Regions from separate parts of the Homo sapiens genome. Here all the other regions are linked to region 3. Evidence: chromatin loops called from intact Hi-C (ENCODE). Cell type or tissue: IMR-90. All regions are shown on one strand. Region 1 overlaps PDE7B (phosphodiesterase 7B). Region 2 holds the start of PDE7B (phosphodiesterase 7B). Region 3 has its middle 24 kb from the start of MTFR2. Region 4 overlaps PDE7B (phosphodiesterase 7B). Region 5 overlaps AHI1-DT (AHI1 divergent transcript). Region 6 overlaps AHI1-DT (AHI1 divergent transcript). Region 7 overlaps PDE7B (phosphodiesterase 7B).

The links. Peaks named below come from ENCODE experiments on the same cell type or tissue, not always from the same donor. Only the 100,000 strongest peaks of a DNase experiment are listed, where the experiment ranks them.
Region 1: it touches region 3 in a loop (3-fold over the local background); 60 of 110 quality-filtered maps call a loop at or near these places.
Region 2: it touches region 3 in a loop (4-fold over the local background); 4 of 110 quality-filtered maps call a loop at or near these places.
Region 4: a loop joins it to region 3, with 4 times the contacts of the local background. A loop is called at or near these places in 3 of 110 quality-filtered maps.
Region 5: a loop joins it to region 3, with 8 times the contacts of the local background. A loop is called at or near these places in 95 of 110 quality-filtered maps.
Region 6: it touches region 3 in a loop (14-fold over the local background); 33 of 110 quality-filtered maps call a loop at or near these places.
Region 7: it touches region 3 in a loop (2.5-fold over the local background); 20 of 110 quality-filtered maps call a loop at or near these places.

Annotation. Positions count from the first base shown.
Region 1 is chr6:136,036,623-136,040,622 of GRCh38, reverse strand. All of the region lies in intron 2 of PDE7B (phosphodiesterase 7B), which reads right to left. Among named protein-coding and RNA genes, the nearest start is that of PDE7B-AS1, 34 kb to the left of the region's middle. RefSeq lists enhancers at 1,818-2,318, 2,319-2,819. In IMR-90, a CTCF peak has its summit at 2,238 (motif pointing left); a DNase peak (open chromatin) is centred at 2,592; H3K4me3 peaks cover 3,229 bases; H3K27ac peaks cover 3,585 bases.
Region 2 is chr6:135,849,456-135,853,455 of GRCh38, reverse strand. It overlaps PDE7B (phosphodiesterase 7B), which reads right to left and starts at 1,755. Exons shown (of 13, transcript NM_018945.4): 1 at 1,437-1,755. The coding sequence starts at 1,457. RefSeq lists a silencer at 1,731-1,968. In IMR-90, no CTCF peak of the experiment used is centred here; a DNase peak (open chromatin) is centred at 1,845; H3K4me3 peaks cover 2,010 bases; H3K27ac peaks cover 2,074 bases.
Region 3 is chr6:136,224,494-136,228,493 of GRCh38, reverse strand. No RefSeq gene overlaps it. Among named protein-coding and RNA genes, the nearest start is that of MTFR2, 24 kb to the left of the region's middle. In IMR-90, a CTCF peak has its summit at 2,081 (motif pointing right); DNase peaks (open chromatin) are centred at 1,253 and 2,163; H3K27ac peaks cover 441 bases.
Region 4 is chr6:136,013,289-136,017,288 of GRCh38, reverse strand. The region is part of intron 2 of PDE7B (phosphodiesterase 7B); the gene reads right to left. Among named protein-coding and RNA genes, the nearest start is that of PDE7B-AS1, 58 kb to the left of the region's middle. In IMR-90, no CTCF peak of the experiment used is centred here; a DNase peak (open chromatin) is centred at 2,088; H3K27ac peaks cover 3,496 bases.
Region 5 is chr6:135,534,500-135,538,499 of GRCh38, reverse strand. All of the region lies in intron 2 of AHI1-DT (AHI1 divergent transcript), which reads right to left. Among named protein-coding and RNA genes, the nearest start is that of AHI1-DT, 39 kb to the right of the region's middle. In IMR-90, a CTCF peak has its summit at 2,393 (motif pointing left); DNase peaks (open chromatin) are centred at 619 and 2,239; H3K27ac peaks cover 1,111 bases.
Region 6 is chr6:135,673,650-135,677,649 of GRCh38, reverse strand. The region is part of intron 4 of AHI1-DT (AHI1 divergent transcript); the gene reads right to left. Among named protein-coding and RNA genes, the nearest start is that of LINC02524, 41 kb to the right of the region's middle. In IMR-90, a CTCF peak has its summit at 1,577; a DNase peak (open chromatin) is centred at 3,599; H3K27ac peaks cover 579 bases.
Region 7 is chr6:135,907,624-135,911,623 of GRCh38, reverse strand. The region is part of intron 1 of PDE7B (phosphodiesterase 7B); the gene reads right to left. Among named protein-coding and RNA genes, the nearest start is that of PDE7B, 58 kb to the right of the region's middle. In IMR-90, a CTCF peak has its summit at 1,663 (motif pointing right); no DNase peak of the experiment used is centred here; H3K27ac peaks cover 363 bases.

The DNA.
Region 1 (4,000 bases), 190 kb after region 3:
AAACAGCTTAAATCACCACTTTCTAAAAACAAACAAAAAAATGCCAGAAGTTTTGAAATAGTCTGTAAGTGTTCCTGAGGGCCCCATTGTTGTGCTGCTGTGGTGAAAATGATGCAGCTGAAGACACCTGATGCTCAGAGGAAATGCAGCATCAGGAATAGGATGAGTAAGGAAGAAGGTAAGAGACAGTTTGGAAAGTGAAGCCACTCATCTTTGGGGTTGCATCCTATGACCTGCTGCTGCATAGATGGATGATGATGAAAAGGTTTTATGCCCATTCCAGTAAGGATGAGCCCTCATCTCCCTGAGAGTGAGGAGGCACAGGAGGAAGAACAGGAGGCAAACACACATCCTTTGGAAAGGTGTTATAAAGCCTGTCTCCACACAGGCAGGCAACCTCAACAGCAGACCAGGGTGCAGCTTCCCTGGGAATCCAAGTGGCTTCAGAGACAGTTTCCACTGAATGTGAGGCAGTGGTAGAGAGGTATAGTAAGACTCAACAAGCTCTGCTTCATCATGTCCAGAAAAGTGTGCCTTTTAAGTAATAAGAAGCTACAGGAGTTCTGCTTTTTCTCCAGAGTATTGCTTTTTCAGGAATTAGATGTTCACTAATATAGAACATAAATAATAATGTACACCTATCTCCACAGACATGCTAACAACTATTGAATTAGATAGTTTTATCAAAGGGTGCAGTTTGTAATATGAATTTTAATCATTTAATTGACTGAAACAAACCTAAAGTGCTAAGAGTTGAAGTGTCAGAGTAAAATTTTCTGCCCAGGTGGGTTTTTCCATTTTTCTTACCCTACTCACATGCAACACTGGTTTAGCGTTACCTCATTTCATCTGACCAAGACCCATCTCCCTGGGCATCCTTCTCCCAATTGCCACATAAACCTCAGTTTTATTCGTTTCCCTCACTTTCCTATGTACTCAAGGACTCATTGTTTACTGGAGACCAACCCTGTTTTTTTCTCCCTTTTAAATCTTTTCTTTTCCCAGAGTATTAACTTCTTAATAATATTCTTTACAGATTATTAAGTCATAACTTAAAAAAAGTTCCTGGCATAAATCATTAAAATCAAAACTAGCCAGATTTTTATTTCCTACTCTGTTTCCACGAGAAAGGGAGAGGTAATTTTTGATGTATCTTTTCCATCTACCCCATCCCTCACCGCCAATGGCACGCCAGGATTCCACTGCATAGGCCTAGCCAAGACTTCAGATGCATAAACACACACTCATGTTCTTTCTTCTGAAGTGAACCCACCACTTTCCAAATATCTAGCAACATATTCCTCAAAGAAAGAGAGTGCCCTGTAGTCAGCTGTGGCTTTCTTAGTTTACGAAGCCCCTTGGGATCCTTCCCAGGCATGCTGGGTGTCTTGGTGGTGGTTGTATCCACTGTCAGAAACACAGTGAAGTTCTCCACAACCGTCCCAAACACAGCACATTCTTATGACAAGACAAAGTCCCTGGGAATCATTATTTCCACATTTGTGAGTGAGTTGATATCAATAAAGGTGTTTATATTGCTGACATTTGCCAAAGGGGAAACCAAGTCAAGAAAGTTTACCAACTTGCCCAGGACATAAAAAGCTTGCATGCCAAACTCAGTGCTGGGAACATAATACATGCTGTAAATGGCATAGTTAAAAATTGGAAAATGTATTTTACTTTATAGAAAGAATGATAAAAAGCCACCCAAGGAGAATATTCTCCTAGGGATATCTCTAACTTGTTGACAAGAAATGTTAGAGTCAGGATGGCCATTAAAGAGCATCCAATTCCACCCCCTCCTTGGTGGGGACTGAAACTCAGGAAATTTGGCTTGTGCAAGCCCAAAGGGCAAGCATTTGTCAAGCTGAGTCCAGGACCCAGGTTTCTTGATTTCCAGTCAAATGCTCCTCCTACTAAATCACTCTTAATTTCAAGATGCATTTCTATCATACAGCAGACATTTGGAAGTCACAGCCCTCAGACCTGATGCTACACAGTTCATTTTCCTCCCTATGGCTTGGACTCTACAAAGAAAGGGAGTTAGTTATCAGACTTGGTCCTGTGACCTATTACACCCCATGGTCAATTTACCTGGAAAGCTGCGGAGAGCATCTTCATTGTCCAGAATGCCTCTCTGTTTGGTCGCCTGCAGCTCACTTTTGGATTTCCAAACCAGCTTTACCATCCTGATCATCTCTGGCAAGTCCCAGGGCAGCGGCCCCTGCTGGCACCCCGGCCGGCTTCCCGGGGAGGAGGGCAGCACACCTTCTGGGCCTGTCCACCTCCTGCCTAGCTCTGCTGGGTGGAAATATCGCTCTAGCACAGGCATTCTGTCTTGTGCCCCAGAAGAGGAGGTAGTGGTGGTGGTGGTGCTGCTGCTGCTGCTGCTGTTGCTGCTGCTGCTGTTTCTGCTTCTGCTGCTGCTGCTGCTGCTACCACAGGGGAAATTCTTCCCAGGCAGGGAAAAGCGAACCCCCGTAAGATCCTCTCCAGCTTCGGAAAGACAAGCCTCCTCCAGCCTGGCACAACCTCCCTGTCTCTTCAGGCCCTCCACAAACACTGCCGACGAGAGCGATTCACTTCCCTAGGTTTCTCTCTGGTGAGAAACTGTTACTGTACTCCTTCCTTAGAGATAGAATGCATTTTTTTTCCCCTCCTCTCTCTGGCACTGAGTTCACAGCACTTAATTAATCCCAGGCTACAGCTGGAACGACAGCAGGGAGAAAAAAAAAAGCCATCGAGGTTCTAGCATTTGCTTTTCCTCTTCTTTCTTCTGATTTATTTGTTCTCAATTCTCTTTTGGTGCTTGTCAAAGTTTGTTGACTCTTAGCTCTTTGTCGGCTTAGCTCTTAAGGACTTCAGGCAAAGAAGCGGGGCTTCCCCTTTGCTAACCTCACAGAGGGGCTCCCCCCTTGCTGGAGGCCAGTTATCTGGAGGTGTCAGGTGAGGAGTCACCCCTGTGGTACAGGCTCAGGCCTGCAAGCCCCAAGGAGTTCTCAAAAAAACAGAGGAAGCTGAGAGTCTGCAGAGCCAATCTGCAGCTGCTTCTCTCTGGAGGGCCTGATGGGGGTTGGGGGGCACCTTGCCCAGTCACCAAGACCAGTGCTGGGATGGGCTTGGTTGATCCTCAGTGCCTCAGTTTGATCACTCTCGCTCCTTCTCCACATCCCTCCCCCTTGTGTCATTTGGTTCTCGGCAAACCTATCTGGGTTATGACCTATTAGTCAAATCCCTTCATAACCTCAGCTGCCCTTCAGCTGGAAGGGAAATAACATTGAATCACATTCCACAGTTAACTCCGAAAGATGCGAATTCGGGAAGCATCAAGATCCTCATGCGTATGGGCAGTGGCCTGCATAGCCTGGATATGTGGCTCAGGCTCATTCAAAACCCATTTTCAAAGGAACAAGCATTTTAAAGGATGTTCACAGGGGACATAAATGGCAATGAAAGAAAGAAAAGAATGTTAACAATTCACCTTCTGGAGGGAGAGCACTGTTGATTTATTATGTGGGCCACTGACTACTGTGTCCCCGACCTGAGAGTGGTTGAATCGAGGGCAACATCAACTGTGGGCCATGCCTCTTGTTCCTAGTCTCAGAGATGGAGGCGCTAACCCTGAAAGTAAGAACCAATTCAACAAAAGGCGATGCCCCCTGTAGCTTATGTGAAAGGCCTTGGACAGAAACGAAAGTAGGGTAGTTTTGTATTTGGCACTTTTGCCAGCAAATTGGGTTTGTAGGAACAATTTGAACTTGCACATTCAAGTGAATAGCCCCTGTTTTCTTGGAGAACATTGTAACAATCCCATCTTCCTCTCTTCACGTCTCCACATTGCAAAGTGCTTTATTTTGCTTGGCATGCCATTTTGCTGGTGTATAATCTGTTGCTTCTGCTCTACATTCCTTTCAAGGCTGGTTTATCACACAATTATTTGATATTTCTTCATGGGAGAGAGGAGGAAACTTGGGGAAGAGGAGAAAGATCGTTGTAGAGT
Region 2 (4,000 bases), 380 kb after region 3:
AATGGAGGAGCTGCAGTTATGCGTTTGCAACACACAAAGTCCTTGTTTTCCCACTAGGCGCTGCAGAAAAGCAATTGTCCATTCACGGCACATCCTCTGCATTTCAGAGCTAATATTTTTGCAGTTCTTAACTTAGTACATTCCAGTCTTATGCAGTTAATTTTTTTAACCCTTTGAAATACACCTCATGTTTGAAATCGTGCTTAATATTACTGCTAACATGACCCAGTTTTAAAGCTTTCAGGTTCTCAATGTTGAGAATAGAAACTTTAAGAAAATCGGTTAGAAATTTTGGAACAGGGTAAGGATTTCAAATAATCCTGTCTTATTTGCTATTGCATAACTTTGAGAAGGGTAATAGGGAAATCCATGGTAACCATATATTACTTAAATTGCTGTTACAAAAACCGACTCTTTGGATAGGAATGATTTTTAGCAGGGATCCTCCTTAAGACATAATAATGTGCCACTGAAAACAACATTAGCCCTGTATTGAATTGCCAATCTTCCTGCAGCATTTAGTGTGTTTACTGTATATGAATGCCTATGCCTGTCTCTGGTGCAAAGAGGTTTACTCTTATTGCAATAGTCACTCTGGCTAGAGCACATGAAGAACAGAATTTTTAAATGATTAATTAGTCCCCAGGCTCAATCACTTAAGCCCCTAATTGAATATCTGACTCCATTTTCAACTATTGTAGGAAAAGATAATTAGCAAATTTGCAGTGGTAATAAAGAAGTTTTACTTTCCTTTATAAATAATAATATCTAAATTTCTGGTCATGTAACTTAGTACTTGCATCTCTCCTGGACTTCTGAATCCAAAACATTTTTTGAAAAATGCAACAAGGTGATGAAGGATTTTTCTTCAGAGCTCATTTTTTGGACATCTTCTATTGATTTTTTTCTACCTTCAGTCTCACTATCAGCTTCTTCCCTTCTTGCCACTAATTTCTTCATCTTGAAGTCTGCTATCAACCAACATGAAAAACTCAAGAAAAAAACTAATTTCCTTCTTCCCTGTTCCACAAACCTTACCAATCCCTTTACCAGCATTTTCCTATCCTGTCCCACCAAAAATGAAAATTACCCAACTCCAAGATTTATGTTGGAGAAAAAAAATATTGCATTCTTTATTTTTTTTTTTAAAGACCACCTCAGTGTGGGCTCAAAGTGCAGTGAAAATGCCGGAGTCTCATTACACTGGTTGGAATGAAACCCTGCTGCCCTTAAACGGTTAATTCAGGGTAAGTGATAATGTTTAGTCAGTTCGCCTAGAAAAAGGAAGGAAATTCAAAAGCTGGTTGCTGTAGTAACAATCACAGACAAAAAACATATATATGTACAGGTTCATTTTAAATAAAAATCCTGCCATCTCTCTGTGACTCTATTCTCTCAAGAAAACTGAGCTTGCCGCTTAAATTTGTTGTACATACCTCAACCATTAAACAAGACATTTAACCATAGTGGCAGTTCTGTGACCTTTGAATGCCGTGAAATCTCTGAGCGGTGCTGCTTGTTCATGAAGACTTGTGCTGCAGAATCCAGCAACTTCATCCAGGATTAGGAATATAATTAAGTAACAAAAAAAAAAAAAGAAAAAAAAGGAAAAGAAATAAAGAAACACAAAAGCACACAAGGAGATCGAGAAAGAAGGAAGGTAGAAAGAGAGACTCTCCCTGGGTGAGTAACACCACTTTTCTCCCAGACAAGTGCTGGGACAGAGCCGAGCCTGCTGCAGTGCCCAGACCAACTGACTGGCTGGGTGAGCAGCCGCCGGCCTGCTAGGCTGGGAGGTGCTGTCAGTTGCCACAGGCAAGGAAAAGCAGAGACCAATCGGCTTCAACTCTGGCAGCTTACTGGAGTGGAGCCTTTTCTGTTTATGTTTCCTCATTTCAAGAGTGACGTCAAAGGGTTTAGTTTTTCCTCTGCATGTGCTATTAATTTTAAAGTACTGTACTATGGGAAGAATGTGTGTGTGCCTGTGGTCAGCCTGGGCACCCCACTCTCAGGAGAGCCCAAGAAACATTTTCTATATTCGGGAATACATTTAAAGAATTTAAAATACCTTGTGGTGAGGTGTATAAAAACAAAAGCAAAACAAAACAAAAATTAAATATAAAACCCTGAGCTAAATCATAGCAGCAAGATGTAGATTTTTTCCATCTGTGAGTGTATGTGCTCCATGCTCACTTGGCAGCTGTTGCTTATTTTTTTTTACCTAATTCATTTTTACTCTTACCTAAAAATGAGTTGTTAATTAAACTTGATAGCCATAGAGGCAGAATCGTACAAATGCACTGGTGAACAAAATGATGTGCAATGAAACATAGAACTCCTGTGTCAGTTTGTGCCATGGGTCCCTGCGTTTCCTCCAGCTTCCGTGGTGAAGCCTCAGGCTTGTTCCTGCCAGGGAGATGCCTCCTGATGCCAGCAGGAGTCATTCAAGAAGCAAGGCTATGGTGATGCCATGCAGGTGTGCCTGGGGCCTCAGCTTGTTCTTTCCCAAAGAGTATGAAGGTCCAGTTATTTAGGGATACTTCCTTTACCAGGGACCCCAGCTTATCCCTGGGTTACACTTCCCACTCTGGAAAAATCCCCATAGTTGCCATCTGTTGTTTCTGCCTCCCCCACATCCTCCTCCTTTTCCCCATCCCCATCCTAAATTCTGCTAACAGACCTTTTTTGGGTGGGCGGTGGGCGGAACTTTCCTTCCTCTATCTTCTATGGATTGCATGGACTTTGCCCCCAGCCCCATTCCCACGACAGAGCCACAAGGGGGCATGGGACCCACAGGGGCCAATCAGATTTCTCCATTGCTCCGAGGCAGACTATGTTTTAGGGGTGGGCGCAACACTAAAGAATGTCCACATTCCTTTTTCAAATACTAATATTGTTTCTTTGAGAAAGAAAGTATTTATGTATCCCTAAGAGCCTAGGCGCTAGGATTAAGCATCCCTGTAGTTGTTGGGGTTTATCTTTGGTGTTGAAGCTACAATAGTGAACAAAACAGATGGTTCTTTGCCCCCATGGAGTCTACATTTTGGAGAAGCAGGGAAATTGTCAAAGAAAAATAAGTAAACGTATAATGTCAGTTGGCAATGAGGGCTTCAAAATAAGGTAAGGAGAATGAGGTGTGTGTGTACACGTGCATGTGTGTGTGTGTGGTGTGTGTGCTATTTTAGGAAAGATGATCAGGGCAGCCCTCTGATAAAGCAACTTGGAGCGGAGGCCCGAATGATGGGACATAGCAGGTACTGTGTGCCTCTACCTTCCATGCAGATGAAGCCATGGAAAGGTCCCACAACACATGAGTGCTTGGCAGAGCCAAGGAACAGGAAGGGAAATAGAGTGGCTGGAAGAGAATGAGCAAAGGGAAGAAATAAGTTTCAGAAGGTATGTCTGGGACAAGATCAGGACATGTCTTACAGGCCATGCACACGACTTAGATTTTATTCCAAGGTGAAAACCTACCTATCAGAGTGTTTTGAACTGAGGAATGTCTATGATTCGACACGAATTCTGAAGAGATTTCTCTCTTTTCTCTGTGGAAGATAGACTCCTAGGGAGCAAGAGTAGAAGCAGAGAGACCAATAAATGAGGCCACTGTGCTAACCTAAGTGAGAGCACATCATGGCTCGGACTTGGGTGAGAGCAGTGGAGAAGGTGGGAGGGCCAGATTTTGGAAGGGGGCCTGTGTATTTGCAGAGAGCGTTGGCAGTATTTGAAGATGAGAGGTGTGAGAAAAAGAGAGGAATCAAGAGTAATTTCCAGGTTCCTGGCTTGGGCAAACTGGACTAGAGTTGCCATTTACTGACATGGGGAAGACTGGGAGAAGAGCCTGGTTTTGAGGTGAAATAAATAACAGTTCTGGACCTTCACTGAACAGCAACAGATATTTGATTGTGTACTCTGTACCAGGCACTGTTCTAGGTGCTGGGGAGAATGCAGTGAAAACATATAACACACATACACACCCTCCAACACGTAATTCTTTGAC
Region 3 (4,000 bases):
TTCCTGGTTCATAGAAGGCCTAGCCATCTTCTTGCTGTGTCTTCACGTAGCTGAAGGGGTGAGAGAGCTCTCTGGGGTTTTTTACAAGGGCACTAATCGCAATCACGAGGACTCCGCCCTCTTGACCTAATCATCTCCCAAAAGCCTCACCTCCTAAATACGATCACCTTGGGAGTTAGGATTTCAACGTGTGAATTTTGGGGGAACAGAAACGTTCCATCCATTGGAATTAGGTTTGGGGAGAAACAGCCATTTACACGGAGGATAATTTAGGTGGTAGCAATCGGGAAACAGCATTTTAAACAGGTTTTGCCAGATATAAAGCACACTCTCTTCTCAGATTGGAGAGGCTAAGTATACAATGGATTTATTTTAAATTGATCCTCTTCCCCTCAAAAAAACCAACCAACCAAACAAAAACAAACAAAAAACCCCACAAAACCCGAACAGGTCAAGAAGAGTGACGTGTGAGATTTTATATCAGAAAAGGGCTGTTGATTTGGTTTCTCTGGCAAGCAGGCTCTGAGTAGAGATGAATGTGCAGGACATCTCTCTGGGCGTGTCCTCAGGATAATACTCAGGTGAGGGGGCAGCTGGGCTGTGATGCAATCTCAGCAGGGCCTCAGCAGAACCCCAGGGGCTCTGGAGTGGTCCCCCATCACTCTGGGAGTGCTGAGTCTCTACACTTTCTCGTTGACTAAGTACTGGGGGGCTTGACCTTGAACAAAGCAACCTTCTTGAGCTGAGGGCAGTTTTCAGAGAGGGTTGTCAGAGGACAACCTCTGTTGAGGACAGAACATGGTGGTGCATCACAGTCCACTACAGGGGACGCGGATTCTAAAATTGTGGCAGAGCCGGACATAATAGCTTTGCCTTAAGTTCCAGAGCCTGTCTTGCATTGCAGTTAGCTTGAGTAGTACAAATTGTCCGGAATTTCCAGTACCTACTGCCTTGTTATCCTTTGACCAGACTAGTTCTTATATTTACCTTGTGGGAAATGCTTGCTTTTAAAAAATTGATGGTGGGGTTGGGTAGGAAAGCCTTCCTGTCTCTAAAGATCTATTCCTGTCAGCTCCCGAAGTGTCTGTGCCTGTGGCCTTGCTCGTGGGTCATTCCACGGTGACTTCTGCAGCTGCATGGGGAAAACTAGGGCTGGGAAAACTATGGCTGGTTGATCACAGCTTTGCCCTTTCCTCTTCCTGGAAATTCCTGTGTTTACAAGGACTCAGAGCATGAAGCAGTGATCGCATCATGGAAATGCATCGGGAGAACTGAGTTATCACTTCTCTGGGCCTCAAACTCCTCAACTGTAAAATGAGGAGGCCAAACGGAATGTGCTCCAAAGTCCAATGTACAACACTAACATTCTATGATTTACTTCTTCCAGTGAAAAAAGACACAATCACAGCTCAGCTGGGTTGCAGTTTCAGTTTTCTGCACTCTGTGTCCAATTTGGACACAGTGGGGAAGTGGTCTGTAGGTCCCAGAGAACTTCTGTTCCACTGTATTTAAGAATAAGCTGTAATTGACCTTTTAGGTGATAAAGCTCTCACTTTGGTTTTTTGTTTTTTGTTTGTTTTTGAGAAGGAGTAGTAGTTCTGTTCCTAGTGCTTGCCATGGAGGTATATCAGCACTATGCAATGCAGGCTATTGTTATCTTCATTCTACAGATGAGGAGCTAGGCATAGAGAGAGACTATCTCCACCCCAGTAGATAACCCAGGTTCTCACAGCTGATTAAGTGGCAGAGCTGGAATTTTCATTTTTTATTTTTCCCCTGAACCTGAGCCATTCTTCTGCCTCAACCTTCCAAGAAGCTGGGACTACAGGTGCGTGCCACTGTGCTGGGCTTTAAGAGCTGGGATTTGAACCCAAGCAGATGGGTTTTCCAACCCATGTTTTAAGCTCCTAGTCAACAGTTCTCATCTTATACATTTGTTTATCTATTTATTTTAGATTTTGCTGTGTCCTAGAAAGAATTTAAGGCAGTTTACAAGGATATGTATAGCACGGCAAAATAATGGAACAGGAAACTGAAAGAGGAAAAAGCCGTCAGGCTGCAGTTCTCCATATTTACCACGAGAGGACAGTATAACACCGAGAGCGCCCAGGCTGGTGGCCCCCTGCTAACCTGTTACTACGTTCAGATGAAATTATAGAAATTACGGAAAAAGCGAGGTTAGATTTAGTATTAATTGCAAAAGTAGCTTACATTTAAGGACACTAAGGAATTATAATACAGCTATATCCTTGTCAGGCCTGAGATTATTCACGTCATCAGGCCGATTCAACTGTTTTCCCAGCAAATAACATATTTTGTGAAATTCAATGATGAAAGCCAGGGATAGTATTGCTTAATTGTTAAATTTCAACACTGCAGTGGGATTCTCACAGGTTCTTTAGGTTAAGTACAACTATCGATTTCACTGCTACAAAACAGCCCAAGGCTTATTTTGAAAGACATGATTATAGTTTCTGCTTTTATAACTGGTAAAGATTGGTAAATTAGAGTGGTGGAATGTTTATTAGGTATATCATAACTAATACATGCAAATAAGGGCTTCCAAAGATATTATATTCGTTTAAAAGATCGTTTAAAATACTCGTTAAAAGACAAATGCCAAGGCAAATTATGCCAGGATGGCGCTTTGCAGACCAGAAGGTGAGTACTGCTTCTCGAGCATGGGAGACCACATTTGAAGTGGGATGAAGTGGTGGTGGTGTCTGCTGGATCCCCAAGTGTCGTGGGGGGGGACCTGGTGAGAGGTAATTGAGTCATGGGGGTGGGGTTTTCCCGTGCTGTTCTTGTGACAGTGAGTAAGTCTCATGTGATCTGCTGGTTTTATAAAGGGCAGTTTCCCTGCACCTACTCTCTTGCCTGCCACCATATAAGACATGCCTTTGCTCCTCCTTTGGCTTCCACCATGATTGTGAGGCCTCCCCAGCCATGTGGAACTGTGAGTCCATTAAACCTCTTCTTTTTTAAAATTTAATCTAATTTTATTTATTTATTTATCTATTTTATTTTACTTTAAGTTCCGGGATATATGTGCAGAAAGTGCAGGTTTGTCACATAGGTATACGTGTGCCATGGTGGTTTGCTGCACCTATGGACCCATCCTTTAAGTTCCCTCTTCTTTTTCCCCATCCCGCAACGGGCCCTGGTGTGTGTTGTTCTCCTACCTGTGTCCATGTGCTCTCATTGCTCAATTCCCAGTTACGAGTGAGAATATGTGGTGTTTGGATTTCTGTTCCTGTGTTAGTTTGCTGAGGATGATGACTTCTAGCTTCTTCCAAGCTCCTGCAAATGACATGATCTTATTCCTTTTTATGGCTGCATAGTATTCCATCGTGTATATGGACCACATTTTCTTTATTCAGTCCATCATTGATGGGCATTTGGGTTGGTTCCATGACTTTGCTATTGTAAATAGTGCTGCAATAAACATACATGTGCATGTGTTTTCATAGTAGAATGATTTATATTCCTTTGGGTATATACTCAGTAATGAGATTGCTGAGTCAAATGGTATTTCTGGTTCTAGATCCTTGAGGAATCACTGTACTGTCTTCCACAATGGTTGAACTAATTTACATTCCCACCAACAGTGTAAAAGCATTCCTGTTTCTCCACAGCCTCGCCAGCATCTGTTTCTTGACTTTTTAATAATCACCATGCTGACTGGCGTGAGATTGTTATTTCATTGTGGTTTTGATTTGCATTTCTCTAATGATCAGTGATGTTGAGCTTTCTTTCATATGTTTGTTGGCTGTGTAAATGTCTTCTTTTGAGAAGTGTCTGTTCATATCCTTTGCCCACTTTTTGATGGGGTTGTTTGATTTTTTTCTTGTAAATTTGTTGAAGTTCCTTATAAATTCTGACTATTAGATCTTTGTCAGATGGGTAGATTGCAAAAATTTTCTCCCATTCTGTAGGTTGCCTGTTCACTCTGATGATAGTTTCTTTTGCTCTGCAGAAGCTCTTCAGTTTAATTAGAAAC
Region 4 (4,000 bases), 210 kb after region 3:
TTTCAATAGAAGAGGTGTTTTATTTAAGTGATTCTTCTCTTTCACTAATACTTCCTATTTAAGTTACTGAACTTAAAAAATAATATTTGGATGAAATTTCTAGTTCTATGAATGTGTAATATACTCCTGTTTAATAATCTAAATGACCTTATGATGATATCAATTACTGTACTTCAAGGACTATTTGAGGGTTTCAGGCTATTTGCTGCTATGCTAAATGGCTCCAGGCTACTACGGCTTTCAAAGCTTTTGTGTCAGCATTTGGCAGGTTTTCAGGTCACTTCTACTGTTTTCAAGGCAATTGACTGTAGCAACTGTCCCTACCTTCAATTCAACTGCTTTGAATCTTCCAGAAGCTGCAAAGGCAGATAACCAAGCTGGTTAACAGTGTCTTTGACTGCATTATTCTTGTAAATAAATAGGCTTAGAGTTAATTTCTAAACATAGCTGAGAAATTAAATTAGGTGTATCTAAGAGAATTTCCCTTAGAATGTGCAGATGAGTAGAACAGCCATTTTTTTTTTCTCCCAGAAGTCCTTCTGCCTTTCCAGTTCTGTTGCAGGTGGTTGAACTTGTCCGAGGCCTGCCCACCCCATACTTAGGGAGAGGTGTGGCATGCTGCAGCAGTGAGACCAGGAGCTCCGGAGCAGATCTCAGCTGGAATTCTGGCTCCGTCATAGTCCTGCTGTGCAACATTGGGCTAGTTACTTTGCCTCCCAAGACTTAGTTTTGACAACTGGAAAATGAGAATGAAAATAAAACCTCTCCAGAGTTGTAGCGAGGATAAAGTGAGGTGTGTGATACAACAATAGCTAATATTTATCGAGCGCTTATTAGGTGCCAGGTACGTAGTTAGCACTCATATAAACATTAGGTCCTTCAGACGTACCTGGCTTTGTGCCCTTACTAGTTGAACTTCACACAATCAGTCTGCTGAAGTCCACACACAATATTCAAATGCCATAGAAAAGAAGGTAGAAGAGAATGAATCAGAAAGAACCTACCATGTACAGATACTAGGTTGGACATTTTCCTTGTATCATCTAATCATCTCAGCAATGCTTCGAAATAGGACCTATTATCCTTATTGCACAGATGAGAAAAATAAAGACCCAGATAGGTTGTTTTTATACTTTCCTACGTATTAGAGGGAGCCGTGAGATGAATAGAACAAATTTAGCACAATTGAGAAACTCAATCCTGTAAGAGTAAATTATAACACTAACATTAACAATCTAGTTAATTCCTTGTTTAGTAAATCATCAAAGAAGTTTTTCTTTTATAGAGTTAAAATAATGAAGTGAAAAACATCATCTTTTCCATACATTAAAAATAAAGATATCAAATTCATTTTATTCTGTTTGACATAGATGTTCTCGTAGATCCTTGCATGAGTTAAAGGCTAAATTACTTTTTTTCAATCATAATACATACTGAGGCTTGTTTTTGCTGCCAAAACTGTTCTTTGGTTTAGAAAATTTCCCCTAGGTCATTTAGAAGTATTCCCAGAAAAGATGAAAATGCCAAAAACCTGGTCAAATTTTTTTTCAAGTATTGCACCAAGAATGGAAGGAATCCGGGAATCAAGAATGTATATTTATCTGGTTGCAAGGAGAAGAGGGGTTATCTGAATGCCAGCGACTCAGTGTTTGTCACTTTCATAGTTGACAATTTCCCCCTCGTTCTCTTGCTAACTTCATGTATTGTGTGGTCAATTTTCCAACCTTTCTCTTATTTTAAATATTACTTATTCTCAGGCGGAAAAGCCTCTTGAGAAAAATTTCTTTTTGGGCTCCACCTTTTCAAAGGAAAGTGCAAATTAGTTGTAGCAAATTTGTAATTCTATTTCCATCTTTAAAAAGAGATATTATTCAGGCATTGGTCTGCTCTGTCACCTTGAATCAGAAAATGGCTCCATCTGGTTTATTTAGTTTTTGATAGCTCACACTTCAAAGAAAGGCAAGGGTTATATCCGCTGACAATTGTGTAAGCCTGCGCAAGCAAAAATAAAATTCTCCCCCGACCCCCGCAGTGATCAGTATGTATATCCTGAAGCAGGAGAAAGCTGATGACGTCTGTTGTGGTTTGCTGACTCCCAGCAGGCTTCATTCTGCAGGCTTGACTCAGGAAAAAGAATCCCACCAGCTTCAAGTGAATTCTGCCCAAGTAAAGATTACTAATACAAATATCATGGAATTGGCTCTGGTGCTGCTTTTGGGCTTAAAATTCTGTGTGCGTGTCTGTGTGCTTGCACACGTACACGCACACGCATATATGTGTATTTTAACTTCAACATCGATATTCAACGTAATTTTTCAGAATTCCTTGCAGCTCTCATAGGGTATTTAAGCTTTCAGGCAAAGTTCTGGCAGCAGCTCCTCACATGCAATCGGCCAGACGTTCCACTGATATCTGTGTGGACTCTCCAAGGTCAGATTCAGTTCTGAATTGATGGAAAAATAACAGAGGGCCAATGTGTTTTACGCATTGTCATTTCAAAGAGATGAGGCTTTGAATAGAGGTACAAATCACCAATATTTCATTTTATGTGTAATTTTTACTCTACCTACTTTCAAAAGAACCCCAGTTCTGTTTCTACCCCGGCCTTGGTTATGCAACTGCTGTCTGCTTTGGCTGCCCCCTCTGCAATATAGGGATAATAATACTGCCACCTATGTCATGTCATAGAGGTGCTTTAAAACTAATGAATAGAGAACTACAGGAGCCTCTAGCTCTTTGAAATATAACCAGCTTACAGCTTGCAAGCTATTTTCAACAGGGCTAAAAGTTCACACACTAGATATGTTAATAGTTCTACAAAAACTTGCAAATAAGAGTGTGTTCATAAATTAAATAATTCAAATTAACTTTAAAATGAGTGGAATATATATCATGTGTATACATGCACACAGAAACAGGAAATGCATATAAATTGTTGAAATATTTGTTAAAAAATATCTTCATAGAAAAACTTAGAAAATTATATCACAAATACCCTGTACAAGTTAATATTGACAAAGATTATCACCTTAGTGGTATTGTGAGTGATTTTATTTTCATTGATATAGCTTTCCTCTATATTTCAAGTTTCCTAAAATGAACATGTCATTCTTGCAAAATTATGAAAATAATCTCAATAAATATCTTTTAAAAAACTAACTTGAAAGGGGGAAATTACTCAGGTAAAATTTAAATGGGGCTTTTAAGGAAAAATTCCTTTGAATTCTAAAAGAACAAGTTTGGGGTGAGACATAAATGAATTGGTCAAATTTAGTGCCAGTCCTAGAATACTTGGGTTTGAACTTAGTTTACAACAGGAAGAACCGCTCAGAGAAAACCTATCATTTAAGAAAATATTTAGTCCTTGCCCAGACCTAAAGTTTTCATATTTATCCACAAGTTTGTACAGTATGTCAGGAAGCAGTTACTTCTAGCCTTGTCTCTTCAATGTAGCACACTACTGTCAATAAATTTAATGCACACGAAAAGTACAAAAGGAAGATTCTGGCAGTCAAGTTAACCCTACTGCCCATTATTCCTGACATGCTGGATTGCTTCGAGTTCTTCTCATCTGCTGAAAGCCCTATCAACTCCAGGTTTTCTCATGTCCTGTTCCACCTTCCTGGAACACTCCTTCACCAGGCTAATTCCTACACGTATCTTAGGTATGAGTTTGCTCTTATGTTCCAGAAATCACATCTTGGTCCCCAAGGCCAAGTTCAACGGCCTCCCATGTGCTACTGTGGCCACCCCACATTCATTCCTAACAGCATGCTTATCTTGTCCACCACCTCTGGCCTGAAAGTCACTTGAGAGCGGAGATCCCTGTGCCTGGCACATAGTTTAGTGTGACACTTTGGATCAGGACTGCTGTGACTTCTCTCAGTTCCATAACTATTCCAGTCTACAGGATTTGGAAAGAAAGAGGAACACCTTTGTCTTGGCCATTGTCAGCATGCCTGTGTTTTTCTTCCACAAAAGAACTGGTGAAAAGAAGGAG
Region 5 (4,000 bases), 690 kb after region 3:
CAAGAAAATAAGAAATGAGAATCATCCTTCCAATGGTAAATATTTACCTCAGTGACATTAAATATACATCCCACTGCACTGTTTCTAGCCCTTCTTGCACATACCACAATTTTTTTTCTAATACTGAATTATAAGGTAACATTTAAAGCATTTTAAATGGCAATTCACTCAACTCATGCATTATCAACAGTGCACATACCTCAATGAAGGGAAGACAAGATCAACAGCTATGACCAAGTTTGCACCCACACAAACCAAGACTGCTTATGACAGCAGCCTAGACATGGCATTTGCAAGATACCATCAATTGTAAGATGCAACCTGATTTCCAAGAGGTAAGACAGCTGGGGGTGGGGGTGCTATGCATGCCTTAGTACTGATGCAATACTGTAGTTGTCTGTGTTCTTATCTCTTTTCTTCAACTGTATTGTGAGTTACCTGAGTGCATGGACTAGAAAAGCCTTTGTCCTAAATACAGAACACAGTGTCAGGCACAAGGTAAGTATGTGGGTTGCAAATGCCAGCTTAATACTCTTCTGACAATGTAGTTTCAGCTGGACTAAAAGTCGGTGACTCACACTTATTCATAACCCATACATATTTGAAATGTTCTCTGGTTGTGCCTACCCAGGGCTTAATGTGAGTAAACGGGAAAACCAATGTGCCTTGTCAGCTAACACAAGCCCAGAGTAGTGGAGTAGGTGGTGGTGGTATTTTAAAAAGACTCATTGTATGATTCTTTGAGATTCTGATTACTATCATTTGCCTTTTGATGCATTGTGACTGGTCTATTCCTACCCTCCTGGCTAGCCTGTTTCATTTTTCCTTCTTTATTGCGATATGGCTCAAGTCAAGTAGAAATTCATTATCTGTATATTATTATTCATTTGGGCCTTCAAGTTCATGAGCATCTCTGATAAAAAGTATATGAGTCTCCTACCTCCAAAAAGACATGAGGAAAGAATTATGTTAGCATTTTACAAAAGCACTTCATGAAATAGTGTGTTCATTAACATAGAGGTTGTAAATATAAAAAATTATTGCTGAGGAAATAATGCAAAAATCTCAGTAACTGTAAACAACTAAATTTTAATTATCTGATATTTAACTCCCAAATCGTAACAGGACAGCTATTCAAATAAGAAAAGCCCTCCACTTAAAGTTATCTCATTAAAATAGAAATGGGCTTTTATAGTCCAAAAGCATAAGAATTTAAGGAAAGTCATTACATTTTAGGACTAGAAGGGATGATTCCAAAATCATCTTGTATAAATCCTTCATGTTCATAGGGTTGAGATCTTTCCAGGTTTTTCCATCCGTATAATTAAAATGTTATTTATAATTTTAACACTCTATATTCATATGAAAACATAAAATTGTTCAAATGCTTGATTCACAATAACACTTCTCTCTTTATATATGATTAAATCACAATATTTTAAGTTAAATATTCCCCGTAGAGAAGGGAAGTGGAAAGATCATTAGAGAAGTCTTTGCCTATAACCTCTGCCCTATGTAATAGAACCTATTAAAAATGTAACATGTGACCCTTGCTAAGAAAATATATAGCCAATAATCTTACTAGTCAAGAATGCTAAAAGTGGCATTGTTTCTTCTGAGATTTGAGAGATGGAGAAATCAAGGTAAGATTCCCTTTTTATATTCAGGCAATATTTTTCTAAGGGGAAGAGAAAATTCTTCTAAGGATGGGCGAAAATATTCTCAAATTTTAAGCCGATTTTTCTCTAAAACACAATTTTAAATGTCTTGTTAAAAAATATTTATGTTTTCTGTGGAGAAAATAGAGATTGTTTCTAAAATATCAGCTTTGTTTTAAACCAAATTCTTTACAGGAATCTGCCTGCTTGAGTCTAAAAATCCTCCAAAGAAATAGATGTAGCAGCAATTTTCCATTAATGAGGGTACCTCTAGCATTTATTTATTAGATCTTCTCTAAGGAGATATTTACTGAGTGCAGGCCTCTTTTAGATGTCTATTCTATCATTCTGGTATGTGCAGAAAACTGGAATGTCAACCCAGGGCCTGAAAAGTGGTAATGTGCCTTTAAAGGGGTCTACATTACAGCTAAAAGAGTTTAGTTATTGAGGTCAGAAGGTGCCTGGTTGTATTTCCTTTTCAAGTATAAATTGTGGTAAGAAATGCTCTGAAGTTCACGTGATGGATTTGAGCAACCCTAGATGGCTACAAACTTCCATAAGTAAGCTGCCTTGCCCATGACTAAGCCCTAATTCTTGACTACCTTCATGTCAAGTTGGAACAGACTGGGAAATAGAAAACCGGGAAACAGAAAATTTTTTGCAATTCCTTTGCAGGAAGGAGAAAAAGTCAGAAAAATCACACATCAAAAAAACCGGAGCTTTAGCGACCTCTTGTGGGATAATTTACTAGCAGCCCATAATAAAACACTTGCAGATTGAAATCTGAGACAGGTTTTCATTGCAGGTGCAGTACTCCTCTGGTGGGCCTACTGAGAGCCAATGGATTGTTACAACCTAGAAATGCTTATACATACATACAGTTATCAATAAAGTGTTGGCCAGATGTGGTGGCTCATGCCTGCAATCGCAGCACTTTAGGAGGCAGAGGCGGGCAGATGGCTTGAGCTCAGAAGTTCAAGATCAGCCTGGGCAAGGTGAAACCCTGTCTCTACTAAAATACAAAAATTAGCACGGTATGGTGGCATACACCTGTAGTCCCAGCTACTTGGGAGGCTGAAGAAAGGGGATCACTTCATCCTGGGGGATAGAGGCTGCCGTGAGCTGTGATCCTGCCACTGCACTCAAGGCTTGGCGACAGTGAGACCTGGTCTCAAAAAATAAATAAATAAAAAATAAATAAAGCATTAATAGTTGCACTGGACTATATGTTCAAGAGAGCCTACCTATATAATAAACACACATCAGAAGTGATTTAAATGAAGAATTAAATATATTAAGACATTTAGAGCCTTTTATCCATAGGATAAGAAGGAACCTTCCAACCACTCATCATATATTTAATGGTCCTCTGCAAGGAATCGAATCACAGGGGAATTTGGGAAGAAATTATGGATTAATCCTACCTAAACTACAGGCATAATGTAAGTGACTCAATAAATGACTTAATGGAAAATAAAAAAAAATCATCTTCATACTTAATAGTTAACATTAATATTGTTAGAGCTATAATGAATAATAAATTGGGACATCTTCTAGCTAGATTCCTAATATATTTACGGTTAATAGGATGAAGAACAAGGGCAGAATTTTTGGCCAAATGGACCAGGGTCCTCGCCACAGTGGTTTAGTGGTTGATGAGTCTACATACCTCAAGAATGACAACTGACTGAGGAGATAAAGTCATTGTGTCATACTTGGAAAAATATTTGAATAAATACTAGAGGAAAAAATAGGGCTGTATTTCACTATCAGATGAGAGGTAAAGTAGTGAGAAGATAATTGAATTATAGCATCAAGCAATCAGATCTACGGTTATAGTGGTTTAAGCATAGTCACTTGGACTTTCATAATGGACATTTCCTCAGAATGTCTTTACTTTCCATATACTCTGGAAGATCATTTTTCATAATTCCAAAGACATGTTCCTCTCAACAGTGTTTTCTTAATAAACAAATTTGTCTGTAATTCTTGTTTAGGAAATCTAATATATAACTAAAGTTCAGATAATTAATTCATTCCTCTTTGTTATTTTTTCTCCTTGAAATCCAGTTATGTAATCAGTCTCATGATTGTGAGTGTATTAGGCTAAAATCCGAAATTTGAGTATTTTAGGAGATAGGCAAATAGACATAAAGGCAATTGAATACACATTGCAAGGCTACAAACCAGGTTATCTAATAATATAGCTCTGTAGATAAATTTTCTTTTGCTTATAGTTGATTCTAAAGTAGATTATTTAAGAGATTGTGCCTTGATTGTAAGTCATAAAATAATATTTTCTGTGTTATAAGAATGGGAAGCTAGGGTCTGGTAATAAATTA
Region 6 (4,000 bases), 550 kb after region 3:
ACCAACATATTAGATAATTATACGAACATAGCTTGGCATTAGACAATCATACAATAAGTGTTAGCTATTTTTTTATTAATGTAATATCCATCCAATAGATATAAAAATCTGGCTGGAACTGAAAAAAAAATGCACTATGAGTTTCTACCAAGAAATTATGGGATTGGGGCAGGGAGCGGGAATGATATGCCCAAAGTACTTGAATTTCGAGTTAAATGTCATTCACATACACTTTTATGACTGGAAAGGATGTAACCTCACCTGAATTGTATTTTCTTTATAGACTCCGTTACTATAAAAAGACACCCCTTAAATTTCTACCAAATTACACATCTAGGACTCCTTAGAATGTATGTTTATTTTTAATTTGAAGGTGCCCTTGGGTGTTCCCATGTTCACAGGCAAAGCTAAAGACTTCAAAAGTGTTCAAGGATTGATTGGCTGGTTCAGTGTTGAAATGTAATTTGCATCCCATACCTTCCTAAACTCCCATGAACTGGAACTCAGAAACATTTCCCTGTGAAAGTAGCTCTCAGAAGTAGCTGTTTGTTTATTCATTTACTCAGGACCAAATACTAAGCAGACACCCACAAAAGTAGCTAATTTAGGAATCTCAGGAAACACATTTTCTAAGGTTGCATCTGTCATATTAATTTTATATTGCTTGACATAAAATCTTTCAGTTTTCCTTTAGTAATCTAGGATCTTATATGAAATCTCTCTGGCCTTATAAATTCATGAATCCTGAATAAAATGAGTAAGCAAAATTTAAACAAATCCTGTTTTCCTAGGTGCTTGGACCCTCGTAAATAAAGTCTAAAACATTTTAAATTACTCTATCCTAGTGTGTCTTTCTTTTCTGTTTTTCTTCCATTAGGAAGAATTTGTTGTGAGACCAGGTGAAGAAATTCAAGAAGCTTAAGAAATGGCCCCAAATTTCAAAGATTTTATAATTTCACAAGAAAACAAATAATAGCCATATAATAATTATAACAGAAAATGATTAAGTGTCAAATGGATGTCAAAGGAGTTCATAGAAGACCCTTCCTAGGGGTTAATTTGGTCCCTGGAGGAAAAAAGCATTACCTTCAGTGACTCCTCAAGTCCTGGAAGAATGAGTGAATTTGCAAAAGGCAGAGAGCATTTGGGAGATTATTCAAAATGGAGAGAACGAGAGAAATAAGAACTACATATTCAGACAGTCAAGAAATAACAGGATAAGATGGAATTGAACACAACATTTCCAGACATTTAGATATAGGGATTAAAAGCATTTTTTTACATATTAAATATATAGCAGAACACAAAAGCAAGAAAGGAAATCTCCAAATGCTAGAACATAGAGCCAACATGACAATGTATCTGGAACTAAGGGAGATTACAGGTCTCAAAGTCTGGGATTTTCATGGCTATTCAAGGCCAGAAGCTGGCCAGGAAAATATGTTTATAGAAGGAATAAGAACTGGGCTTCCTGTGCAGAATCAGAACCCTAGAAAGCACTGCACTAACCTTGAAGGAACCAGATCATCTCTGCCTGCATACCCAAGATAACTGCTGGAAATGAGCCAATAGCCCCACCATGTGGGTAAAATAGGAGTCTTCTAGAGATATAAGAACCCCAAGACTGAACAACAGGTGGGAGTAGGAATAGACTCAGAATTCCAGGCTGAAAAACTAACACAAAAAATAATTCAGAATCAGTGTGTCTTGAAGGTGCTGACAGGAACACCAGTGGAAACCACCCCAGGTGGTTATCCGGATCTCTAGAAAAGATACTTCCTTCTGAAGTAAACTCGTAAGCAAAATAAAACAGAATTTTAAAAAATAGGACACTTAGCATCATGAAAGACAGCTTACAGGACATGAGGAACCAACAAGAATAGAACAACATGAAAGAGAGCTGACAATAAGTATGTTTACAGTATTTAAAATATAAAGGAAGAAATGGCATCTGTAAAATAAAAACAGCAAGTTATGAAACAGGCTCTTAAAAGTCAAGTGTAAGTACAGTCATTAAATCTCTTTAGAAATCTAAGCAAATGGATTATACAAGACAAATCATGCTTGAAGATGAGTTAGAAGATGGAACAGAACATCTCTGTGACATGGAGGACAAAAATAAAGGAATGGAGGATATAAAACAGAAGTTAGGAATCATAAATGCTCTAGTATCTGCCTCAGAGAAATTCCAAAGACATAAATAAACAAACAGCAAATAAGCAATATGCTAAGATATAATGGTACAGACTTTTCCAAAAATCCGAAGGTACAAATCCTCTGATAGAAAGCATTCACCAAAGGCTAAGAAGAATAAATAGAAATATGAGGGGAAAAGGTTTAAATAAAGCAAAAAAAAATCTGTGAAAGATTAGTGTGTAATGTGGTTGAGAAAGTCAGTTGGGTCAGATTACAGAGGCTCTGGAAATCAGGCTAAGGAGTTTTGACTGTATCTTGTAGGAAGTGAACACCATGAACAAATGTGTAGTGGAGTTGCTGCAAAAAAAAAAAAATGTAATGCTGTAGGACATTTGAAACAGGAATAATGCAGTGGTGTTTTCCATGAAAGAAAGAATTTTTATCTAAATTATCGTTTTATATCTTTACTATACTTCATGTTTCATATTTTGTTTTAAATAGTCAAAAAGTATTTCCAAATACTCTGAAATGTTACTTTTAAGTATTATATTTATAAAGGCTGTGAAATTCTAAAGGTGTTAAAAAACAAAAAAATCAAAAATAATATAGACAAAAATCTTAAGGAGCCGTATAGTCTATATTCATAGACCAAAGCTTTTCAAATGAATAAAGCAGATAAAAAACCATTATTTTAATGATTTCCAGAAAGGAGGACACTCATTTCTTGTTTAACAACATGGTAGAGGGTCAAGTGCAGAGCCAAAGTCTGAGGAGATAGAGCTGATGAGCCAGTCCGTTTCCTGAAGGCAATTGCTGATTATCCAGTAGGGAGATAAACTAAATATCAATTAACACAAGACTGCGGGCAATGTGCTGTCAGAGGGGTACACATTCTTCATGACAGGAGCCCCAGAGGAGGACTTCTAACTAAACTACTGGAAGCTGGGGAGTCTTCTAAGATGTCATTATGCTGAAGCTGCAGCTGAGAAGTTGGATTCACTAAACCAAAGGCCTTCTATACCTTCAGCGCACTGCAGGCATGAGTTGTTGTTTATGGCTGAGGCACAAGGAACAAAAGGGGACATCCTGAAAAGGGGGCTGGAGAAAGGTAAGGGAAGGCCAAATCATGAAATGCTTTCTTGGGGCCATTCTTTAGAGTATAACTTTCTACAATTGGTGATAGGAAGTCAAAAATGCCCCAGAAGCCAACATCAGATTTGGATTTGTGTTCGAGAATGATCACTTTGGGAACCATGCGGAGGGTGGATGACAAAGGGACGAGATCAGAGGCAGCGAGACAGACCCCCAGGGAAGAAAAATACAACGATCCAAGCAGGAAATGATGAAAGCCTCAGCCTAAGGCTTTTTAACATTGGAGATGGAAAGGAAACTTTTTGTTTTTGTGGTGCAGAATTTTTTCTCCAATGAAATCTTATGTGAAACATTACAATATAAAACCAGTAACCGCAGAGCTGATGGAGGGAGAGGTGGAAGACGTGAGTCACTCTGCTCTGCACCAGCTCCTGGCATCCTGCAGCAGCCCCTGAGACCCCCCTAAGAAACACAGTTTGACAACCCCTGGACCAAAGAGATATATTTAAGATGTAGAATCAATGCTTCCACCCATTTTATTTAATAAACTCTTGTGGTGTCTAATAATCTGTAGTGTCAAGCTGTTCTTCGCTATCTAAAGTAAATCTCTGCCAAGAGTTCATAAGAAGGCTTGTCTTATTTCTTTGGATGTCAAACAAATATTGCACTCGATAAATCTCTCAGTGTGTCTCTAGCCTCTGCAAGCATACATCAAAACCCAGTTAATTATAGACTTGTGGAAGCTGACCTTCTGACCCTCCATTTCTTGAAT
Region 7 (4,000 bases), 320 kb after region 3:
AAAACACATAGATAGCATGGTGAAAAATCATATTCAAACACAGACTTAGGAAACTGACATAATAAAACAGCAGAATGTTTCTGGGTCAACTCAAGGATTTGCATCTAAAGTCTACCATAAACTTTTGTAAATTGTTTATATCACGTTGGTTTAAAAGTTTGTTCAAAGATGGACAAACTATTTGTTGAGTGTTGAGAAAATCCTATCCTTGGTTATAGAAAAAGAGGACTTCAGTTTCCCCTGGGGAGAAGAAATATATGATGTGTGGTGGCCAAGGTCATCCAGTTGGTCACTGAAGAAAATTCACCAACCATCCAAAATAAGGGCAGTTAGGGTTTGCTTATATTTTTCCCTGAACAGCTGTGGGTGTGGAGATTTAATGGATCACCTAGAATTTTCCTGCCACAGCTAATGATTCATAGGGACAGCTTATGAGTTAATTAGAGCTCTCCCAGCCTTCTTGTAAATAAAGACTATGTTTAATGAGATGTTCATTGTAATTACTGAATCCCTTTTTATAGCCAAATGTTTTTGCTTTTTAATTCTTACATTTTAAATATTTTTCCTCCTGTGAAAGATTTATGTACACAGGGTAGAGCCTTGTGTTATCAACTGCATAATTACTGCCCCACCAATCTGTTTTTTAAACTCCTTCTTAGTCATGCTTCTGAGACCAGAATGTAGGTTAATCATGCAGAATGATGGTCAGATATTTTCTAAGAATATGGGGTTACTCTTGGGGAAATTTTCATTAATATTCTCATAAAATAATCTCCTTGGCTGTGTCGAGATAATGCAATAAAAAAAGTTTAAAAATTGCCAGGGGTTAGATGCGGGGGCAGGGGGTGGTGAAGGTAGTGGGTGGAGCCGGGGTTGTGGGAGGGATGAGTGGCTGGAACACAGAAGATTTTTAGGGCAGTGAAAATACTCCATATGGCACTATAAAGAAGGATTGATATCATTATACATTTTTCCAAACTCATAGAATGTACAACACCAAAAGTGAACCCTAAGGGACTCTATGGACTTAGGATGATAATGATGTGTCATTGTAGATGCATCAACTGTAGCAAACTTTGGTGGGGGATGTGGATAATGGAGGAGGCTATGCCTGTGTGGGGGCAAGTGGCTTATGGGGAATATATCTTCCTCCAAATTTTGCTGTGAACCTAAAACTTCTGTAAAAAAGAAAGTCTTTAAAAGTGAAAAACAAAACAAAACAAAAAACAAACAATTAGTGAGTAGTTACTTGTATAACCTCGGTGTTACTGACAGTTCTAAAGTGCTGACTGTGATACTGGCTTCTAGAGGAGTGGGACCTGTGGATACCAAGATTGTCCCAACACCATCTAAGCACAGATATTGGTAAGTGAGGAGTTGGATCCCCCTTGGATGTTGTAGTGGGTAAGCTTTGAGGTTCATACTCTTTGAGTTTCACACCCTCCCTGGTGAACTTAGCTGTGTTCACAAATGACTGTATATTGGTAACAGCTATATCGCATGTCAGACATCATTCCTAAATTTCAAACTCATATTTCAAGTGTCCTTATTGGATATCCTCACCTATTCCCACAGACACTACAAAAGCAATACACCTGTCAGGATTTTAGGTAGCAAGCAACAGGAACAGTCTCTTGCAAATGTAAGCAGTAGAGGGCGCCATTACAAGACTAGCTGGCTCATAGTGCTGGAGAATTAGATGTGAGCTCTTCAGCCTAGAGCTAGTCCCAAGATCACACCTGCGTTTGCCGAGGATCCGAGTCTACGGCTGCTGACCTTGCAATGCTGTACCTTGCACTTTTGTCTCCACCAGCACTGGGCTCTGGGCCCCACCCTATCACCAGGCCACTTTTGCGTAGACACTTTGATCTTCCCGCAGCAACTCCAGAAAGCAGTTAAAAATTCTACTTGGTGAAATATAAAATAAAATTAAAAATATAAAAATAACATATATGATTATTATGAACTATCATACAAAGAGAATATTTATTTATTTATTTATTATTTATTTATTTGTGGAGACAGGGTCTCATTCTGTGGCCCAGGCTGGAGTGCAGTGGCATGATCTCGGCTCACTGCAACCTCCACATTCCCAGTTCAAGCAATTCTCGTGCCTCAGCCTCTGGAGAAGCTGGGATTATAGGCGCACACCACCACTCCCAGCTAATTTTTGTAGTTTTGGAGTTTCGCCACATTGGCCAGGCTGGTCTCAAACTCTTGGCCTCAAGTGATACGTCCACCTCGGCCTCCCATAGTGCTGGGATTATAGGAAGAATATATAACTATTAATGCACAATTTAAAGAATGATCAGAGAGTACCCATGTTCCCATCTTCAGGGCACGAAAGAAGATATGACAGCACCACACCTCTGAGATCCCTTCTGTTTCTCTACACACTCGCATTCCTCTTCATCTATCCAGAGGAAATGACCACTCCGAATTTTTTTTTCTTTTTAAAATTTCACAGTAATTTAACAACAATTTTACATGCCCCACAACAATTCAAAACACAAAGTCATTTATATTAAAAGTTAAGGAACATAACTGAATTCTCAAATATTGTCATAACTAACATAAGATCCAAAGTTCACTTTGATAACTTAATGCTTTAACTAACAAAATCCACTTATCTTGATCATGCATAGATTAGTTTATAATAATTGAAAAAGGCAAATATTTCTAGGTACTGGAGATACCAGGTAAACTTGTGGTAAATTCTCTGTGATTTCGTTCATACTATAACAGACTTTTCTACTTGATGCTGGTGTTTTTTTGACCATTCAGAAATTTATCTTATTCTCTTTCTTTTCTTTCTCACTAGACCCACCTACATAGGTATTCCCCAAGCAGCATATTATTGTATGTTGCCTGAACTTTTTGCAAATGGGAACAAATTGGATACTTGTGCTTCCTTCTTTCAAACTTAGATTTTCAAGTTTCCTCCATTTTGAGATATAGCTCTATTTTATTCATTTTGCCTGTGGTATTGTACTCTAATGTGTGAATATAATACAATGTACTTATCCTTTCCCCTCTTGGTAGACATTTCAGTTGCTTCCAGTGTTTCATTTTTGTTTTTTTTAACATATTCTTATAAATATTTTTATACAGATACATGTAAATGTTTCTTTAGGTAAATATCTAGGAGTAAACTTACTGAATTGTAAAATAGGTGATGACAATAGTTTCTAAGGAAATTGGACCAATTTACACTCCTAAAAGCAGATGATAGGCCGGGTGCGGTGTCTCACGCCTGTAATCCCAGCTCTTTAGGAGGCCAAAGTGGGAGGATCACCTGAGGTTGGGATACGAGACCAGCCTGACCGATATGGAGAAACCCCGGTCTCTCCTAAAAAAAAAATACAAAATTAGTCGGGCGTGGTGGCACATGCCTGTAATCCCAGCAGCTCAGGAGGTTGAGGCAGGAGAATTGCTTGAACCCAGGAGGTGTAGGTTGCAGTGAGCCAAGATCACACCACTGCAGTTCAGCCTGGGCGACAAGAGCAAAACTCCGTCTCAAGAAAAAAAAAAAAAAGCAGTTGACAAACCTTCTTGTTTCTTCATAATACTCCACAAAATATTATCTAACTTTCAAATTTCTGCCAATTTGGTAAATATGAAATAATATCTCCTAAGAACTTAATTTTGCATTCCTGAGATTTTCAGTTACAGCATCTTCCCAAATGTTTAGGGGCCATCTTCTATTTCCTTTGATATGACATGTCTTTTCAATCTTTTGCCCATTTCCTCCCTATAGGAGGAATGAATATCTTCTTTATAACAAGTCTATCCAAGAGCAGGATATATCTGTCTTTATTAAGGTTTTCTTCAAAGTTTTTCAAAACTGTTTATTCAATAAGTTTTATAATTTTATCTATAAGAGTATTACATGTATTTTTAGGAATATTATTCTGTACTTTATATCCTTGTACTAAGCTGTAAATGTAAATTAAAATTACATTGTCTAACTACTTTTTCTAGGCATATAGAAACAGTTAAT